Regions from separate parts of the Homo sapiens genome. Here region 2 is linked to region 1. Evidence: read pairs that join two places in POLR2A ChIA-PET (ENCODE). Cell type or tissue: OCI-LY7. All regions are shown on one strand.

Region 1 (2,500 bases):
AGGCTTCTGGAGTTCCCAGCACCCTGCATCTTCACTCATGCCTAGCCTCTCCGTAACAGCACAGTCCTGGAACCTTTCAGCAATGGGTCCAGGACTTAAGTGAATAACCACAAATTATAAATAAAACAGACTCAATTTAGACTCATTTTAAAAATGTACTTAAAAAGTATAATCTCAACTTGTTCTCAAAATACTCCTGGGAGGTAGGTAGTATTAGCTGACTTTTAGATAATGCAACTGAGGCACATGTGATAAAGCACCATGCCAAAGACCATGGTTAGAAAGCAGCAAGGCTGGAGTGAACCAAAGCAGCCTGCTGATCCTCAGCCACTGCAGGAACTACTTTTCTGTAACCTGAGATAAACACTCTTTTAACTACGTAATCTCTCTGAACAACATTAAAAGTGTGATTCTGAGCAAACCCGTCTTCACACTGTTATACCTTTCTAAGAATCAATTATTGCTTATTTTTGGCTACATCTTATTGAAGACTTCCCTTGATTCATTAGTAGCGTCTAACACTTGTATCCTCACTGATTTTTTTAAATTAACAATAATCGAACATATTTTCCATTTCAGTAGGGGGCCAGAAAAGAAAGGTCTGGGCTTCAATTGTTTTAAGGAAGAAATACAGTGCATGGTGAATACCAAGAGGCTGGGTGTGGCAGGATGCTGTTCTGTTTTTCCTCCTAAAGACATGGAAATAATCTCATTGCCTTTCAATGGTGTACCAGAAAGAACACCAGAACAGGAGTCACACGGTGCAGTCATGGCTGTGACACAATGTATGTAGACCTGGGTAAAACATCCCAAGTTTGTAGGCCTCCATTGTATGAGGAAATAAGGAGGTCGGTCTAGATCCCAGGTCCTTTCCAGTGCTAATCTTCTGAGTTAACAGGCTCAAAAGTTCTTTCACTTCCTTATTTCTTCAATTTAAAAGATAATCCTCCACGGTGTGTGTGTGCAGAGGGGAGCCACTTCCTCTGGTTTCTCTCAAGAGCTGGCATCAAGGCACAATAACTATCATAAAATGCCACAGTGAATAACTACTGATAATAGTAAAGATACTCTCTTTACAAAAATCAAGCCATAATGCTAAAGACATAAAACTATGCAGTAACTAATGAAGTATGTATCAGCTATTTGTACTAAAAAACCAGGCTGGAACACTTTAGAGCAAAGAAAAATTTCTCTCCTGCCCATGAGAGTATCAAGGAATTACCTAACAAGCTGTTTTCTTCCCCAAGCACTTGGAAATAAAGCAAGATATTTCCAAGCATTTTGTCTCCTGTGATTCTATAGGTTATTTGTGTTTTCATATGTGAATACTTCCCTCTTTTTCTGATGACAGCTAAATTTCAGATGTCCTCATAGCATGAGACAATGCCTCCTTTTAGTAGTGCTTTAAGGATTACAACCTCAAACACCTTACAAGGCATGCAATTCCTGGATAACTGTACTATCCCACAGAAAGAAAACAAGAAAATCCTATTTAAGAAAGTGACTTTCTTCCTTTTGAATAACATTTTTTCTATTAGAAATTTACTATAAGCTAATCATACAGAATCTTAGAAAATATACTCAAGGAAAAAGAAAACTAAAGGAACCATTCAGCCTCCCACCACTGAGACCATCTGGTAACAGGTTAGCAATTCCCTTTTCATGCTCACTTACTTACAAATGCAAGCATATTATTATACCATTTTATAACCTGTTCTTTTGACCTAATATACTGGAAATGCTTCCCACATAATTATATATTATTCTACAGTATTCCTTTTAATGACTGAATAGTATTCCACTAAATGACTACATTACAAGTAGTAACTCAGCCATCATTGCTGGACTGAATTTCTTCTTTATTGCCAGACGCATCTTCCCTACATTCACTTGGGGACAGAAGCCTAATATCACCCACTGCTCCCTCAGTGTGTTCAGTACCTACCTGACAACATGGAGAGGCAGCCAGGATGTCGTAGGTGTACATAGTGCCCAGCTGGTGCCAGCTGCCATCCCACCGTGACTTACACTTGATGCAGATGATCTTGTGAACCCCTTCCAGGCAGTCCACGCACACGGCATACAGATGCATGAGTCTCCCTGTGCACAGAAGACACAAGGCTCTGAGTGGCCATCATGGAAATCACATTTCATCTCCAAGGAGATAAAAATGTTTCATCTACCAATTATAAGCAAAGATTTTATCATTTGGATAAATATAAAAAGAAAAATCAATATTTAGTACACAAGCTGTCCTTTCAGGATAATGATGAATTACTAGCTGTTGTCAATAAAGCATGTATTTTAAGTTCAAGCATATTAAAAACTTGGCTTCAATTCACTTTTCCAAAAAGGGCTGCTGGGCTTACATAATGGGTCCATCCAAATTCAAGTAACAAAGCCACATACACTCAAAACCAGCCTGTACTGTATTCACGCAGGACTTCCTGCTCAAAAGTTTATGTTTAGCATATAGAGACTTAACCAACACCACTGATCT
Region 2 (2,500 bases), 150 kb before region 1:
GATTTTTTTAAAAAATAAAATCTGTCCAGGTGCAGTGGCTCACGCCTGTAATCCCAGCACTTTGGGAGGCCGAGGTGGGAGGATCACGAGGTCAGGAGATTGAGACCATCCTAGCTAACATGGTGAAACCCCGTCTCTACTAAAAATACAAAAAATTAGCCAGGCGTGGTGGCACGTGCCTGTAGTCCCAGCTACTTGGGAGGCTGAGGCAGGAGAATGGCATGAACCCAGGAGGCGGAGCTTGCAGTGAGCCAAGGTGGTGCCACTGCACTCGAGCCTGGGTGACAGAGCAAGACTCCGTCCCCCCCAAAAAATAAATAAATAAAAAATGAAATAAAAGGTAATCTCTTAAAAAAAATTATTCTGCATTCAAGTTAAAACCATTGAATGTAGTCCCACGGGCCCTTGTCCTGGGAAAGCCACTGTTCAATCAGCAGCTGTTTATGGGAGATTGAACAGGGAGAAAAAACTAACAAAAATTCCTGCCCCCATGCAACATACAGGAGAGAGGAGAAGACACAGAATAAACAAGGAAATAAAACTTTCCTTTCCAGAAACAATAACAGACCAAAAAAAAAAAAAAAAAAAACGGGGGGATTTTGTAAAATGTCATCCTGAACTAGTCACAGTTAAAAAAAAAAATTAAATGAAAAAAATATATATGTATGTATATATATATACACACACATTGAATACACTCCACAAAAGAGGAGGCTCCTCTCTGTCCCCAGAGCTTGGAAGGAAGCTAGAAGCTTCCGGCAGAAGATTCTGAAAACAAAGCTAAGCTCAAGCATTAATGGGCTGCATGTTTAACATTTGGTGCTAGAATAAGGTAGTCAAAGATGGGAATCATAAAACAATGTCAGTATCCCAGAACACTTTTCCAAGTCAAAGTGGAGTTGAAACAGTTAAACAGACAGTCATCTGAATAAACAGGAACCTGTTTCTATGGCGATGACAATGGGGGAGGGGCGTGACTCCTATCTACCTTCCCTGCGCAAAGCTTCTGGGGGCGTGTTTTGCTTTATGGGACCCTTTCCAAACCCTGACCACAGCAGAAAGGACGGGGATGAGCACTGACTGGAGCAATCTGTTGACTGTCCCCTGTTGTAAACCACAGCTGCCTAATTTTGAGAAACAGGGGCCGAGCCATCAGATGTAGGGGAATGGAAGCTGATGCCAACGGAAGCCCGGAGGTAAACTAGGGCCCCGGAAAAACGAAGAGGAAACAGAAATTATGAGTAAGCAGCGGAAGTTGGTAAGTAAGCCTAGAGAAGACAATGCAGCAGATGTACAGAGAGAAACCACGTGCCTCGTGATTCTTGGTGACTTTCCTGCTTGTCCCCAGCCCAGGTCCACATGTTTCTTTATTATTATATAAGTAAATAAAAAAACTAAACAAGCCTGGGCGCGGTGGCTCACGCCTGTAATCCCAGCACTCTGGGAGGCCGAGGCGGGCGGATCACGAGGTCAGGAGATCGAGACCATCCTGGCTAATACTGTGAAACCCCCGTCTCTACTAAAAATACAAAAAATTAGCTGGGCGTGGTGGCACGCACCTGTAGTCCCAGTTACTCGGGAGGCTGAGGCAGGAGAATTGCTTGAACTCGGGAGGCGGAGATTGCAGTGAGCCTTGATCATGCCATTGCACTCCAGCCTAGGCGACAGAGCGAGACTCCGTTTCAAAAAAAAAAAAAAAAAACTAAACAAATTCTTTTTCTTGGGGTCACTATAATACATCTCTAGAGGTTTCTTGCAAACAAAAGAGCCCAAACCACACACTGAGCCCCATCCCTTCTTCATCTCGTGCAATGTCAACACCAACAAAATGATTTCCTATGTATTTAAGGAAGGATAATCATAGTCACTGGTCCAAAATGAAACTTCTTACTGAAATGACAATTGAAATTATTCCTAGTCAGTTCACAGAAATGCTAGTTTCTTATTTTAAAATGAGGACAGATCCAAAAGAGATAAAGGGATTTAGGGAAATGGACATTTAGAAAATTGATAGCCCCATGGGCCTCTGTCCTGGGGAAGCCACTATTCAATTAGCATCTGTTTATGGGGGATTCAACAGCAGGGAAAACCCAGCGAAAATGCCTGCCCCCATGCAACATACAGGCAAGAGGAGGAGACAAAGAATAAACACAGCAAATAAGTAAAATGTACAGAAAATGTGCAGTGTGTTTTTTCTACAGAAAAAGAAGGAACAAGGGGGATATAAAGCTGGGCTGGGGAGGCATCGATATTTTAGGGGAGTGGCCGGGAAGGCAGTTGTTACTAAGATAATTTGGATGAGAGGTGGTTGAACTCTGCACCGTATTGAGGATAGAACTAATGGGACTTTTGTGTTGGATCAGATGTGGGATGGAAAAGGAAGAGAGGAGTCAGGCATGAGTCCAAATTTTTGATCTGAGTAACTAAAGGATGGAGTTGCCATTTTCTATAATGGGGAAGACTGGAGGAGGAATTTCTTTAGAAGGGAGGTGGGGCCTAA

The links. ChIA-PET counts read pairs that join two places held together with the same protein. Peaks named below come from ENCODE experiments on the same cell type or tissue, not always from the same donor. Only the 100,000 strongest peaks of a DNase experiment are listed, where the experiment ranks them.
Region 2: POLR2A ChIA-PET joins it to region 1 with 6 read pairs; 8 of 35 experiments call an interaction of 5 or more read pairs at or near these places.

What each region holds. Positions count from the first base shown.
Region 1 is chr6:139,173,985-139,176,484 of GRCh38, reverse strand. HECA (hdc homolog, cell cycle regulator) reads right to left here. Exons shown (of 4, transcript NM_016217.3): 3 at 1,946-2,100. It also overlaps a transcript of TXLNB not described here. Among named protein-coding and RNA genes, the nearest start is that of HECA, 40 kb to the right of the region's middle. RefSeq lists an enhancer at 974-1,043. In OCI-LY7, no CTCF peak of the experiment used is centred here; a DNase peak (open chromatin) is centred at 944; H3K27ac peaks cover 840 bases.
Region 2 is chr6:139,322,485-139,324,984 of GRCh38, reverse strand. It overlaps a transcript of TXLNB not described here. Among named protein-coding and RNA genes, the nearest start is that of TXLNB, 32 kb to the right of the region's middle. In OCI-LY7, no CTCF peak of the experiment used is centred here; DNase peaks (open chromatin) are centred at 974 and 1,244; H3K4me3 peaks cover 1,488 bases; H3K27ac peaks cover 2,414 bases.